Regions from separate parts of the Mus musculus genome. Here region 2 is linked to region 1. A link is a loop called in an ENCODE intact Hi-C map of the cell type or tissue named here. Cell type or tissue: heart. All regions are shown on one strand.

Evidence for each region. Peaks named below come from ENCODE experiments on the same cell type or tissue, not always from the same donor. Only the 100,000 strongest peaks of a DNase experiment are listed, where the experiment ranks them.
Region 2: it touches region 1 in a loop (2.4-fold over the local background); 2 of 42 quality-filtered maps call a loop at or near these places.

The regions. Positions count from the first base shown.
Region 1 is chr13:83,650,992-83,658,991 of GRCm38, reverse strand. Mef2c (myocyte enhancer factor 2C) reads right to left here. Exons shown (of 11, transcript NM_001347575.1): 7 at 6,006-6,178; 8 at 4,371-4,394; 9 at 3,356-3,485; 10 at 2,640-2,775. Gm52044 (a long non-coding RNA gene) reads left to right here. Exons shown (of 3, transcript XR_003950630.1): 3 at 475-8,000. Among named protein-coding and RNA genes, the nearest start is that of Gm52044, 7.3 kb to the left of the region's middle. In heart, CTCF peaks have their summits at 2,020 (motif pointing right) and 3,903 (motif pointing right); a DNase peak (open chromatin) is centred at 3,921.
Region 2 is chr13:83,210,749-83,218,748 of GRCm38, reverse strand. No RefSeq gene overlaps it. Among named protein-coding and RNA genes, the nearest start is that of Gm33073, 94 kb to the right of the region's middle. In heart, no CTCF peak of the experiment used is centred here; no DNase peak of the experiment used is centred here.

The sequences.
Region 1 (8,000 bases):
AAAACAAAACAAAACAAAACAAAACAAAACAAAACCACCTAAAAGTCAAGGGTTGTTCCTCTAAAATGTCGAGTTCCCCTCCAGGCATGTCTCTTTCTACACAAAATTAACATTGCTTCTCATCTAAACTCACCGGATAAAATGCATGCTACATAGTTTAGAAAGCCTAGCTTTGAAGGCAGTGCTTTTAAAGGACAAAGTGCGCTTGTCTTTCGCAGACAAAGAAGAGTTCTATTCTACTCTTGCAATCTGGAGAGAGAATTACAGTAGCCATTTTAGGCTTCTGGGAGGACCGACTTTAGTGGAGCTAAACATCTCTCCCCTTCTTTGCTTAAACTACAGTTCCTATCCAGAGGACGGGCACTCAGCGCAGGTCCGTGAGGTGGTTTGACTTGAGAAACATATTCAGTCCCTTTCACGGTAACTGATCCATTCTCTCATAAACTAAAGCAGTTTATGTACTTTATTTTACAGAAACATTAGAACGTGGGGGCTTTCTACAAAACAGTTTGTAAGGGGATGAGACAGCTTGTCTGAATACACCTTTCAAGAAGCCACCGTGAGAGAGAACTAGGGAGAACATGTATGGTGACAGAAGAGGTGGGTGGTGTTAACAGTGCTTTCCTTCTGAGATGTAGGGATGTGATGAAGATCAAGTGCACACCGTACACTAAACTCAAACTATGCACACGATGGTTGGCTCTGAAAGAAATGGTAGGAATGGAGTCCTCAGCTACTTCAATTCTAGTTTCTTCTAGTCGGGGTCTCCACTCACTCCCTTTTCATTTAAGCCTTGTAGAAATTATGTTTCCTGCTTGTGATAGGTTTTTAAATTGTGGGTATAGTCAAAATAACAGATATGTGTATAACCTCATAACTAAAAATGATCTGGTGTTACAAGCAAAAGAAAAGTGGCATTCTAATGAAATGGCGTGGGACTTAAATGTTTATTGTGAATTTGTTTATTCTGTGTATGTGAGTGCAAGTACATGAACACCTATAGTAACCGATCCTCTCCTTCCACCATGTGGATCCCAGCAATCCAAGTCAGGTAGGTTGTCATAGTTATTAAGTGAGGTTTGGTGACAAGCAGCGTTAGCCCTTGAGCCACCTGGATGGTGTGATTATAGGGCTTTTTGATATGGATAATGTCTTTCAGGGGGATGGAATTTAGTGCTATGACAGATGAATTTTGTGAAAAATGAGAAATGAACAATTCCTTTTCTTACTGACAAGAAGTAGGTCAGTATAATATTGTGACTACGTATGTAAACTCCTGTGGATAGTATTACGAACTTGGTGGCAATTTCCAGAAAATAAAAAGTTATTGCAGCCAGAATCTACTTACATAATTAGCACTGGAGGGAAAGTTTAAATGTCTTAAAAAGAGAAACTCATTGTATAAAATGTAAAATGTAAAATATGTTAAAAGCCTTGATACATCTTCAATGTCAACACTCTTTCAAGAAAGCACAACCATGATGCCATGTGGATTTGCTTCATTGCACACACAGAAGGCTAGGTTTTCCATGGCAGTGAGTAGTCAATGGGGTGGCCGTGGCAAGTGCTGACTGCTGAATGGTATCTCAGAACTCTGGTCTATGTTCTGTCCATACCAAATGATGTTCAGTGGGAGAGGGGAGACAAAGGGGCAAGAACAGCGAGTTGTAGTAATGATTAGTGATGCTTGTTTGCATCACTACCTCCCTAGGCATACAGATACAAGACTAGTTAGTTAATTGGTAACTAAAGTGGCTTAGTAGAAAACTGAAAGTGGGGAGAGCACGTAGGATGTTGGTAAAATATGATAATTTATCTTGAAGTAGTTATATTCCATTTTCTTTTGAGGATTAGCTGAGTTCTGGAATTATTAGTTCAAATTAAAGTGAGGTGTCTGGTATCACTCTTATATGAAGGGGTGCAAATTGTAGATTCAGGGCATTTCTGAAAACCGCTCTATAGATAAACGACAGAAGTCATCTATGACAAAGATATACCTCAAAGCAACCACAAGGGGGCAGAAAGATACATACTTTGACCAGAAAACAACAAAAGTTATTTTTATGCCCAATATTCAGTAATTAGTACTGCATGTGCTAATTAGTATTTGTGCATATATTTTAACACAATGGCTATAACTAGACAACCTATGCTATTATATATGTTACACACATTTAACGCCCGAATAGAAATTCAACACTTGATTCTATGTACAGTAGACTCATATTAGAGGAAATCATGTAGTTTGTACTAAATGAGAACCTCAGCTCAAAAATGTAAAAAAAAAAAAAAAAAAAAAAAAAAAAAAAAAAAAACTATAAATACTTTCAATTTCCCATAAAAACTTCAGAAACCTCACCCAAACCTCCACTACTGACAGAAGGAGGAGGAAACAGACCCTAGAGTATTAAGGAAAGGCTATATATAAAGAATGTGCCTAACTGTTAGCACTCGCCCTTCACCAACAAACACGGGAAGGAATATTTAAGCTACTTGAAATATGTGATCAGAAAGTGGCTTTCCCAGCAATCAAATGTTATGCCCTTTAATGGACATGAAAGCGCATTGTTGAAGACAGACTTCTATCATGTAAAAGATACAGTCTCTGATTATGAAATAAAGACATAACTATTGCTTACCCCAACTGACTGAGGGCAGATGGCGGCATGTTATGTAGGTGCTGCTGCTGCCAGCCAGTTACAGAGCCGAGGTGGAGCGCACTGGCAGTGTTGAAGCCAGACAGAGATGACAGATCTGCGCTACTCAGAGAGTACTCTAGATGGGAGCGAAGGAGCGGCAAGGAGAGAGAGAGAGAGAGAGACAATTAGACTGTCAAATGGTAAGCAAAATCACACAGTTTCAACCTCTAAAACATACTTTGAATCAAAGTTTTTTGATTTAGGAAAAGAAGAAAATAAAACACCACGGATAATTTGAATTTAAAAAGAAAAAAAAAATATTATCCATCTGAGTAAGGATGTCACACTAGATCCACAGTAATAGATCCTGAAATGTTAGCACATTATACTAGCTTTGTTTAAAAGTGTAAAGGATCTATATATTTTATGATCTAGAAATAGGTTTTACATTAAAAATCTTCAAGAAAGTGAGTGTTCTACTACATTAAAGAGACAGTAGCTCAGTTTCTTTGAAATATTGAATTCGATTTGAGTAAATAAAACTTCCCATCACTTAAAAAGGAGCACTGTAGATCACTGAGTAAGACAGAGGTGCTTGTACCATGCATTCTGGACACAGGCCCCACACGAGCTCCCAACAGGGCAAAGAAAATAACTTTTAAAATATGCTTTTTAAAGTGTTTACTGTAATATTTGCACATAGCAAAGCTACTCACCAGTACCATATGTTGTTGAAATGGCTGATGGATATCCTCCCATTCCTTGTCCTGGTAAAGTAGGAGTTGCTACGGAAACCACCGGGGTAGCCAATGACTGAGCCGACTGGGAGTTATTTATCCTTTGATTCTTTTAAAGTAAATAAAAAGACATTATTGGTGGCAGATTTTAAAAAGTTAAAAATATTAGGTCTCACTATTAGTTTTTCACATAAAGAAATAAGTTGGTACAAAGCTCATGAAATTAATCATTTAACATGTGTCTCTATGAACTCTGCCAACCCTATCATTTACAATCCTTCAAGAGACCAGCTGTTGCCATAGTAACCCATTACATCAGTATCTCCTAGGCAACTGAACTAGTAACAAGTACCATAGCTTTATTATGGGTAAAAACAGACTACGTTGAGAACTGATGAAATATGTATACTGTACTGCTATTGTTTCAGTTTTATTCAAATGCAAATTAAAAAATTAAAATCAACCATAGTGGGTTTTGTGATCAGTTCTATGTACAGCAGAGCTGATAGATATGATTCAGGCTATGTTATGGCCAGCAGGTGGCGCTATGACCACTTTCTTCTGCTTCGACTTCCTTGCAAAAGGATGGCAAAGTAGCTAATGCCAGTATTTAACTCCTAATAGCCAGGAGGTAAAGGATGCTTACGCTCAAAATCCTGGTATTTTAAATTTTGAAAGAATAAGTGTCTTACTATTTAATAGCTAAAGATGCATTTTTGTGTTTCTATTTTAGAGTAAGTTCAGTCTTAATATTTAAAACATGGTCTTTAGGTAAAAGGTGGGGACAGAGGAAAAAGGCCTACAAAAACCAGCTATGCTTTCCACAGGCTGTCAATGATCCTAGAAATTAATGGTGTTTAAGCATAATCAGTACCCTCATTTATTGAGGTAAGTTTTAAAATCTTTCTGTTTGATCACAGCTAGCACCTTTCACTGAGGTAGTTCTGTTATCTTCCCGAGCATGCCCTTCAAGGGACGAGTCCTTCCCACTTACCAACAGCAGATCCACATCCTCAGACTGAGAGCATGGGGAAGGAGGGAAGGAGTTTATTAATTAGTGTCTGTAAATATTTATAACTGTGAAAATCTTTCTAGCAAAAGGAGATGCATCTTCTGATAGACGCAACAGTTTAAACAGCTTGGCACACGGGATGCCAAAGACAACTCCTTAACAAAGACATTCTTTGTTTCTCTTAGTGAGGTGTTCCTTGTCTCAAACCTGAAGACTGTCTATCTTGTTTGCAGCACAGGTCATTGTCTCTCTGTTTACTGTTGTGCCCCATACTTTGATAAAAAGATAATAGGAATCTACTTTAAACCCTACTTGCTAGAGGAAAAGGGAGTCATACATGACGAGAGTGAGAGCGAGAGAGAGAGAGAGCGAGAGAGAGAGAGAGAGAGAGAGAGAGAGAGAGAGAGAGAGAGAGAGAGAGAGAGAAAGAGAGAGAAGAGAGAGAGAAAGGGGGGGCTGATCCATGGGAATGTGTCAGTTTTAAGGGATATGGGATAAATGTGATGAGAGACACTGTGTGCCCTGCCTGACCCACACTCACAGCATCACTGTGGGAGGTTTTATTTCTTAGACTCAGGCTTTTCTAAAGGAAATGTCACATGTTATTTGATTTTAGCTAAATGCACAAAATGAATATATAATAAACAATCAGTTCACAGGACTATTTCACTCCTAGGCATGGCACAGAACAGAGAATTCTAAAACAAAGCAAAACAGAAGGAAATGTTTGTGGGGTAATTTAAATCTATCTGCTAAGTCTTTGCTATATATGTTCTCATTGTTAAGTTTTGCTGATTTGGAGAACACTCTGTCATCTATTGATCTATCTATCTATCTATCTATCTATCTATCTATCTATCTATCTTCTATCATTGTACCTACCTACTACCTATCTTTGTTTTTGGGCTTGATACCACAATATTCTTTTCATCTTATGCACAAGTCTCAGAGCAAGAAAATGATACAGCATGAGATTTTATATATGCTTAAGTTTACATTTCATATGTCTATATTTTCACTTAAAAGCTTCTACTACTTATTTTGGTTTAAAATGTAACATTGGTTCTCAAAATTTCTTGGGTTCTGAGAGTTAGATATTTTCATAAACTACAATAGGCAAAGATTAACTGAGACAATGCAAAGGCATATGATATATTAGATATTAAAGAAGTGATATGTAAGAAAGTATTCCCAATTAATGTAAGAAACCTCATTGAGGAATCAGTGAAAGTATTTTTCACTGTCAGTCAGCATTCTGAGAACATAAGTAGCTCAATAATGTAAAAATTCTCTCATGAAATACCCCACATAAGTATGGAATTCCTATGGAATATGATTTGATCAGGGTTAGAATTATTTTTCTAAGTATAAACGGACAGTCTTACGAAGGAATGTTTTTTCTTATTCTAGAAAGACTATCCAGAAGAAGGGTTTATTGGAATTTTTTAATATAGGAAAGGAAAATGCAAAATCAGTGACTACAACCCCATCAATACGATTAAAACATCCTCAGTCAGTGTTAATCGTCTGGGATGTCCTAAGAAATTCCTATCTAGACAATTAGTAGATACAGATAAGATATCATCAACATGTATTAAGAACAGAGCTGTGCATTACCACTGATGGCATCGTGTTCTTGCTGCCAGGTGGGATAAGAACGCGGAGATCTGGCTTACGATTATTCATTCCTAGATTCATAGGGGGAGGAGATTTGGCTTGTATATTCTTGTTCAGGTTACCAGGTGAGACCAGCAGGCCTGGTGAGTTCCGGGGGTTGCCGTATCCATTCCCTGTTAACACAAGAGATGACAAAACTCAGGGAGAAATCGAGGCGTGTGCATGTTTTTAAAGAACAGCTCATATGAAGATAAAAGGATACGCCTAGCTGTGAGTCATACAAATCAACACATGAAGGCTGACTGATTTAACTTCTGTGGGAAAGGCAGCTTGCCAGTTAATTGTTTCATATACCTCCAAAAGGATATTACAAACTTTTTATTTTTATAAGAAGAAAGCAAATCTTTAACTTGATCAGAAATCTGCATATCATATGTTTTTAAAATTTATTATTATTATCATCATTTGTTATTATTATTATTATTTTCTCCCCCTCCTCCACCCTCCGGAAGAGATTCAGACAGCCAGTTCAGGATCTAAGAAAAGTGCATAACTGATCCTGCACTTAATTGACGAGTTTGGCAGAGGCTGGCTGGAGTGACTCACTCTTCCAGTTCTTTGGTTTGGGTTTGATTCTGTGTGTCTGTGTGTCCTCAGATGAAGAAGGGGCAAGGCACCAAGGCTGTAATTTCTAGGGCGGGCGGGCAGGAGGAGGAAAAACTGCACGTACATTTTGCTCTTCAGTCTTCTCCACTCTAAGTGAATACTCTCTCTCCATGGCCTTTCTTACTTCAAGTTTACTCTCCTCACCAAGTTCAGCACATGGCCTGAAGCCTTGCACACTTCCTGCTCCTGAGAATCTTCAAAAGTGGCAGTCCTCAGGCACTGAAACCATGGTGCCTCCAGGCAAGTGCTGACTCATTCAGACACAGGGAGAGTTCACTAATCGCTAAGAATTAAGGCTCTTCCAGAATCTGATATTTAGCCTCCTACTAACAAAGTAGGTATTTGAAAGCCTCTGTTTTCCACTTTTAAAACGCACTACCCTCACTGATAGGAGCAGCTGAGGCGTTGGTTGGAAAGGCATCTTGAAGTGGAGTAGGAGCCAACCTGGGAAGCTATCTGTTGGTTTCCTGAGGGATAATAGGAGAAACCCACTGCTGGATTCAATAATGCTTCCTAGAAAACTAGCCAGTCGTCTTCCAAGTACCATTAAAGGAGATGGTTAATTTTATTGTTATATTCATTATTACCATCATTATAAAACACAACTATCTATTACTCTTAGAAGAAGGAGACCATGTGCTTCTCAGCAGGAAGGCAAAGGCAGCCTTGGAGGGCTCTGAGATTTCTTTGCAGTTAAGCAATGCACACTTATGGAACATGTACAAACAAAAAAAAAAAAACCAAGGGCAAAACGGTTGTAGAATAATATAGATTATATGTTATTCAATATCTATGGGAGAAGAGATTACCTAATGCAAGTTTAGGAAGAGGTAGGAACTAATGTGTATTTCAACAAATGAGAAGAAGAGGTAAGTTAGGCAGCTGACTTCGGTAACTGGGTAAGAGGCAGGCTGAGGGAGGATTTTACCCAGCATCTTTAAGAAAACTGGGAGGGATCTGCTTACAAAGGAGCCAGTGAAAACAGGGTTCTCTTCGTAGGTGCTCTTTGGAGAAGATGGTCAGTGGGGACTTCCAATTTTATGATGATATGTTAGAAGTAGAGACTACCCAGTTTCAGAACAGTGATAGAAACTGGTCCCTGAATGGTTAGACATCTGCAACACTGGAAAGGGTGGTCTTGGAAAAGCCTATGTGTATGGATCTTTCTTGAGTCTATGGCAATAGCTTCAGAAAGAAAACAAGGAGTTGGGAGGGGAACGCACAAGCATGTTTCAAAGAGATACTTACAGAAATGTTTTGCTATGCCAATACTAATTGTATGAAGTCATGGTTTCATTATGACATGCTCGCACACTTACACAATGCACT
Region 2 (8,000 bases), 440 kb after region 1:
ACTGATAATTTTTTAAATCTAAGACTGTTTCAATAATAAGGCACAGTAAAAAGACAAACTGGAACAAAAAACAAAAACTAAACAAAAGAAACAAAAACTCGAATGGGAAGATAAATGACTCCATTCATGAAAATTTGAGCAAATACTCCCAAATCTGTATTCTAAACCTGGCAACCTAACTGTAATGACTGGCACCCAGTTAAGAAAAGCCTATATCAGGGTGTGTGTGTATATATATATATTATTAGCAAACTAAGCTGCTGTGGAGGGCAAGGTTGGAATTCGATGAAGGAACTCTAGTCTCTCGGCCTGGATTATGCAGCATGTGGCATAAACAAAAGAGATATTGCTTCAAAGATGAGATGAAATGTGAGAACTGATTCCAGGAAGTTGTTTTCTGACATCCACATCCACAAGTGTGTGTACATACATACACGCACACACACAAATGTGCACAGAAATAAGTAATCAAATAATGAATAAATAAACAAATACATATAATGATTTTTAGCTCTTACTTCACATTTGCTTAAAACAAAAATTAGAAACCTGCTCTTATTTCCTTTCGTAGCTCCTTCTTGGAATCTAACCAATAAAAAGTCTCCTTTATATATGTCCATGCAGTTTTCTAAATCTTAAGTAGCTTGTTTTTTTTATTTTTTATTTTTTGATAAAGGAAACATCTGAATTTGAACTCTACCTGACATATTTGTGACCTATGTGAAAACTTGTAAGGGTATTACCTCTCTGGATTCATTAGTTTATCAACTAATGAAAGTAATGGCCATGCATTGCAATGTCATTTTCTAGATAAAATTCAGCATCTCTTACATATGAATTAAGAACAATAAAAATACTAGCAAGTGTTATTATTATGATTGTAGATACACATTTTAATCTATTTTTCTTATTTCTACACATGAACACTGAAAGACACAGACATAGTTTTGCATACTACAATTTTTTACAAAGAAAATTATTTAGGTAAGGAATTGTATCAAATTCTCAAACATAGAAAGAATAAATTTGAAATTAGGATATTGGATTGTATAGAGAGTGCCCAACGCACTGATTCCTCTACATTATTGATAATTGTTTCACTTCTGCTTAGCCTAGATAGCAAAATCTAGACAAAGAACTTTTATCTGGACTGTCTGGCTGAATCAGAAATTTTATTGACATGGTTTATTTTGCTGGGGAATCCCATGGTCTTTCTCATTATCTTTGTTCTTCTTTTGCCTTTCCGTGGAATTCAGGTGTACTAAATAAGGAAACATTGTAAGTTTCACCCTATTTTAATCTTCTGAGGAATTTTTCCATCATTAATGATTTTAGTGAGGCTTCTGAACTTTTAAATACCTAGATCATGGTTAGGCATGTTCACTAAGAAGTATATCTGGCTTAGCATTCTGACTAGGGCTATGATTCCCTTTCCAGAGAAAGCTTTCCCCAATATTAATGTCTCCGTGAGTTGCCTCAGAACATTATCAGCATACAGTGTCTTGAGGAATTTCCTGGGATAATATATGTTATTTCTTGTTGACATAAGTTTTCTAAATGTGTTTTATTAAAACTCTTGTTGTCTTTCATTGGGTGTTCCACCAATTGGTTTAGTATAAAGCAGTCTGAATATTTGTTGGTGGTGGTAGTGGAGTTATAAATACAAGTGTGAATAGTTTATTGGTTTAAATAGTGTTTCCTTTTTGGATTCTAATTTAATGTAGATATAAATGATGAAGATGGCATGCTTGTGAGCACTGAAGGAAAAGATTTTATAAACGCTCATTACATTCTTTTTCTTTCTTAGAAACATATGCTACAGAGACACCTCTTAACAACAAATGGATCCGAGTTAGAATTAACATTAATTGAAAGGTTTTAACAATAAATTGAAAATAATCAAATTACATGCATCTTTCCTTTCTGTACTTTGTGGCTGAGGACATATTGAAAGAATGTTATCACGACATTGCTTTTCACGTACATTCATTAGTAATTCAGAGATTTAGTAGCTGATGGTGATGCTAGCGTAATTAGCAGGGAAAAATGGAAGAAATGCATGTTGCTATAGCAATATGTTCATCATGAATGATCTACAGCATAAACATCCAGATTAATTTGCAAGATGCCAGGTAGAAAACTGCATGGCTGACTAGGCTACTCAGATGCCATGGTATTTGTTTTTATTAAGTATAAACATTACAGTGGGGCTTTCAAGGTATGTATGCTTGTCACTGTCAATCACACCTGGGTTGCATTTCAAAAGAGTTTTCAGTTCATTTAAAAAAATTTAACAGATGAAGAGAAACATGCCTTTTCAGAGGAAAAAAAATGAAGCATGTACAAGGACAGATGACATTTTGACATGAAAGCAAGTTTAACAATCTTGTTCACAGCCACAATAAGTGTCTGTGTCATCTTAACTTAAATCCAGCAGTGTGGTGACTTTTATGCATAAGCACATTTAAAAACACTAAAATTGGAATTGATGGTATCAGGAAACCCCTTAAGAGAGCAGTTGTAGATATAATGAAAAGCTAGATGATATTTTAGCCCGCCATTGTAGAGACTTAAGGAACAAAAATTACCTCATTAGACATGGAAATGTGATATGTGGATATATATAGGTGTGTATTCATGAGCATGTCTAAAAGACATCGTTGCCAACTGTATTCTGGTTGAAGATGGTATTTTGAGGGCTGGGGCCAGACACATGGGATGCTCCTAAAGACTTACATTCTTCAGATTGGTTTTGGATGGTACTATAGTCTCCGCATAAACATGTAGCATGCTTATGATATGACCTCCTCATTCCACTGTCAAAAATAGATTAAATAAGAAATTAGACAAACATTAGATGGGGTGGGAGCACAGACAGGTTGAGATAAAATCTCATGCACTTTCTAGCTTATGTAGCTTAGATAAGCTCATCTTCAATTTATAGCATTTGCATTTATGATAACTTGACAATATAAAGGTTAGATATGAACTATGTGGATGATGCTCTATGGATAAAATTTTTGTCAATTAATTCACATATAAAAGTGCAAGTCCTGAGATATGAGTAGGTTTTGCTCAAGGATTGTTTAAAAGAATTCAGAAAGTGTGGAGAGGGCATGTTCTAATGGGACATCAATGCATGGTGTCCACATTCACTCACTACATGCTTCTAGATCACATGTGTTAAAGGAAGACCATTTTTCTGGGTGGCATGCAAAGTGGTAAGGCTCTCTGGTGCAGAAATCCTAGTTGTATGCCAATAAGTTTGAGGTCAGAGTCTTCAAGAATACTGAGGACTGTCAAAGTGGAAGCTGTTTTCTCTTTAGTATAGAGAAGGATTTGGTCTCTGGGACTAACTCCCAACATCTGGTTAAGCCATGTATGTTATGAGATTTGGCTAAGGGAACTTTTAAACTTCAAGCCAGGCCTGGCCTTCACCAATACTATCATGAGATTTAGCCTGGAGGCACGAGGTTGCCAAACCCATGGTTGGACCCTGCATTACTTACACTGGAGAGACAGACACTGGGTGGAGGAAATGAACAATAAACATGTTGTCCTCTGGGCTTCTACAAAGGAAAACAATAAACTTGCTTCAGTCCTGGTTCCAAGAAAGGAGGGTTCCTTCAGGCTACTGTCCAAATAAAGTCTGTTGCAGGCAGGCAGGGAGGCAGTCCCTGAAGAGACAAGAAACTTTCCTTGCTTGCTCCACCCTATTGGGAAGCCAAGGCTGGCCACCAGTGAAGCTGGTGCTAATCTAATCAGCATGTTTTCCTTTAACTTCTAGTGTGGCTTGATGTCTGGACTGAGAAGGAAGAAAGGGTTTTTATGAATGCTACAATTCCAATTGAAATTGTTTCTGTGGGTGTCTCTGCCATTGAGCCAATAAAAGTTTTACCCTAGGAACATTGCTTTATGATAGATTTAGACATTTTCTAACCTTATTAAAAATACCAAACAATGGTTCTCAATCTGAGATAATTTTGTGCTTCCCCCAAAGACATTTGGCAAAGTGTGGAGACATTTTCAATTGTTATGACTGGGTTGGAAGGACGTGTGTGTTGCTGGCATCTAGTGGGAAAGGCTGGGGGACCGTGCTAATGTCCTTATGTACAGCAAAGCTCTCTACAGCACAAATTTATCTAGTGTCAACAATATTTAACAAAAACTTCCATCTAGTACACTTATATAATAGATACTCAAGACTGACACAAACCACATGCTAAGAAAAAAAATCCGAAGGCATATCTAAGCCTGACGTCATAAATAATGTTTCATTATCACCATCATGTGGCATATACATACATTTACAAGTTAGGTAAGAGAGAGAGTGTGTGTGTGTGTTTAAATAATTCTTAACTTTAATTTAATTTTTTCTTTACTTATTCAATTTACACCATGTTCACTGCCCCTACCCCTGGTTACCCTCTGTCAAAATCCTTCCCCTATGTTCCCTCCCCTTCTCCTCTGAGCAGGTTAGGCTTCTCTGGTTATTCCCTCACACTAGTACCTGTGTGTGTGTGTGTGTGTGTGTGTGTGTGTGTGTGTGTGTGTGTGTGTGTGTGATTTAAACTGTCAAGTCAAAGTGAAAAAAATGTATAAAGTTACAGCAAACCAATAAACCATGCAATAACATTTCAGATTCTTTTACAGATTTTAGGTATAATAAAAGAATAAAGTTTCAGTGAAAATATAGTTTTTGAAAGATGATGCTTTCACTTTCAATTTGATATCTAAAATATGTTATATTTGCTACCTTGAATATATCCAACCTTGTCTATATGAGGTTTTATCTACCCTAAATATTGATAATGTTCCAAATTTTCCTTACTAGGTTATTTTGAAAGACAGCAGATTCTCTAGTGTGGAAAATAGTATCTTTAATTTCTGAAATTTATATTTCAAGCACTGATATGAACAATATCTTCTCTCCCTACCTCTCTCTATAAGCATGGACACATATATATGAGTTATATGTAATGTGAGTTTCACAACAAAACTTTCAGAAAGGCATAATTACCTTAGGACATTGATTATGTGAGATAACTGTTTTAAGATTTGAATTTATATCCCTTTAGTCTTAAGGCTTCACTTTGTGTGTGTGTGTGTGTGTGTGTGTGTGTGTGTGTGTGTGTCTGTGTGTCTGTGTGTTTGTCTGTGTCCATGCAAAGCGAGAAACTGATATTGGATTAAGATGTCTTAGCTGTACTTCACTTTAGCTTTTGAGACAGCTTCTCCCTTCTCATCTAACTGGGCTGGACTGGTTGGCTAGCATGACCCAGGGATACTCTTCTCTCTGTCTCCCCAGCCCTGGAATTAGAGTTACTTGCTACCTCATTAGGTTTTCCAGTGTTGAGGATGGAAATTTATGCTTATTCAGCAATCTCTTTACCTGCAGGGCTATTTCCCTCAGCCCCAGACCTCAGTGTTTTATACTCCACTAAGCTGCTTCTGACTTAGTATTAATATGAACACTACCAGATGAATTTCTAGATTTGTGTGCAAAGAGAGGCCCATTGGACTTGCAAACTGTATTTGCCCCAGTACAGGGGAACCCCAGGGCCAAAACGGGGGAGTGGGTGGGTAGTGGATTGGGGGGTTGGGTATGGCGGACTTTTGGGATAGCATTGAAAATGTAAACAAGGAAAATACCTAATAAAAATAAAATTAAATTAAAAAAAAGATTACACAATGCAGAGGGAGGATAAGAGAGAGCCTCCCTTTCTATAACTCTCTGACTTGGCTTTGCATAAGCCTTTAACATTTACAAATGTCATCCTTATTTCTACTCTAGTCTTACCCTCTTCCTTTAAACATCCTAGCCTAGTGTGATCTTCAACTACTTAATATTCGTCTTTCTCTCTGAGTACCAAGAACTCTTCTTACATTAAGCCTGGTTTTAAGGGGTCACAGGAATTTCAGCAGAAATGTGTGTGTGTGTTTTTAATATGGATGACAGTGAAATCTGGCCACCCAGGAGAGGGTGAGAAAATTCTTGGTATGGAGGAACAAGCAATGCCTTGTTCTGGAAAATTCAGTCTGAACTCAATTGAGTTTCTGGCCTGTTACATACTTTTGGAAAAAGTAATTTCCAGGGCTGCTGTTTTATCATTTGTATGATGAAAAGGTTAAGAGCAGTATGAAGACAGGTGGGCAAGATAAAGAAAGATGGAGAAAATGAAGGAATGTACCATCTACAAAGACACAAGGGAGCGGGAGAGGTGGTGGAGCAAGAATAGGAGTGGCCACTTTCCTGAGTTACAGAAAGGTTGCGGTGGTTTGTGGCATTACACTACCTCTGTTTCTAAACTGTGCAAAAACTTTCCATGTGTACATGATATTTAAAATTCAAAATGAAAATAATTAGAGCCAAGGGAAGAAGAGTAAGTGGAGTAGGGTAGTTGTGGATCTCTTTCAGCATTATCCTGTAAGGAAGGCTGTTGAGCTTGACTCCACACAATAATCTGAAAGAGAAGCACAATACCAATGGACCGATAATGAAGAAGATGGGCACCAAGTGTTTTCTGGGTGTATGACTAATACTTCTATGGGTAGCATGTTCCGTGGGGTATTGGTATCAGTGCTCTTTTATAGAGAGATCATAAAATACATGTGCTACTCTCAGAAGTCAGACAAAAGTTTTCTTGGTATAAAGTAGACTATGTCAGGCCAAATATCTGCTCAATAGACAAAAATGTTCCCCCATTTTATTTATAGTAAAGGATCAAGTTCTGTCCTCAGCAAGGAGCTGAGAGCTTTCCCGTAAGTCCACATTCTTCTCCCCAGCCTACATGATTTGCAGTGTTCCTGTCTTAACTTTGGGACAACTCGGATGCCCTCGATGTTTCTAGACCACATTATGTACATTATGTCTCAGAGTCCACACTTGCTTAGTGGCATTTTCTTTAACAACTGCTATGTTGAGCTCTCTTGACTGCTTTGAATCTCTGTAAGAGTCTCACAACCTTAATTATGTTCAGCCTTTTCCATTCTACTCATTTTGCACTACCAATGGTCTTCAGAAAATATTTAGTTCACTCTACTTGGTCCTTATATTAATGATTTGTGTTCTGATTCCCTCAAGAAATCTATATATCTCTTCTGCTCTTAGAGTGCCTAGGACTGTACCCAATACATAGTTAACACTCAAAAGGCATTTTTTGTTCAATGAGAACAAGGAGATTCTGTGTAGTTCTTATGTTGAAACATTATTCAACAAAATTGAATAATTGTATTTTATTTTGTCATATGTAGCTGTCAATATAAAAAGAAAAATATTCAAATTTTTAAAAATTAGATATAGTTTTATTGGAGTAAGTCATAGGTTGAATAATAGCCCCCATTCTTGTCTTATTTAAACTTAATGAAGTGTAAAATAGGATATGTATATTTACCCGATAATATTGTGTATTTGACATTGACATGGATCACAGCATTTAGATTTCATGGTTTCTTTGCAGAGTACACTAACTGTAAGACTCACTGAATATCAATGAAATGTCTTACATTTGTATCTATTGATTGGACTCTAGTTGTCTTCAGTCAAGTGCTATCTACTACCAATAATTAACCATCCGTTTCTATTTGAGAATTATAAAATAAAAATATAACTAAAGGAACATAATGCAGAAGGCATGATAGTTTGAACTTAGATATGACACCGCTTTGAAGCTTCCCAACCTTAAACATTTTGCTATACTGCGGTATTGGTTGTACATAAGTAGGACAAAAAATGTCAAGCAAGTATGGGCATATGTTGTGATGAAAATGAAACATGGGGAAAATTGTTTACCTTCTGTGTATTTTTATAGAATTATGTGTGACTGAAATTGTGTTTCTTCCATGGCATGTCCTCATAATTAAATATGAATAACACCTAATGAAGATGAAACCAACAACCAACCATGCTGTGGATATTGTAGTTAGCACGTCATGTGCCTGCAAATCTTCACTGGCATAAAAAGCAAACAAACAAACAACAACAAAACAACAAAAAATAG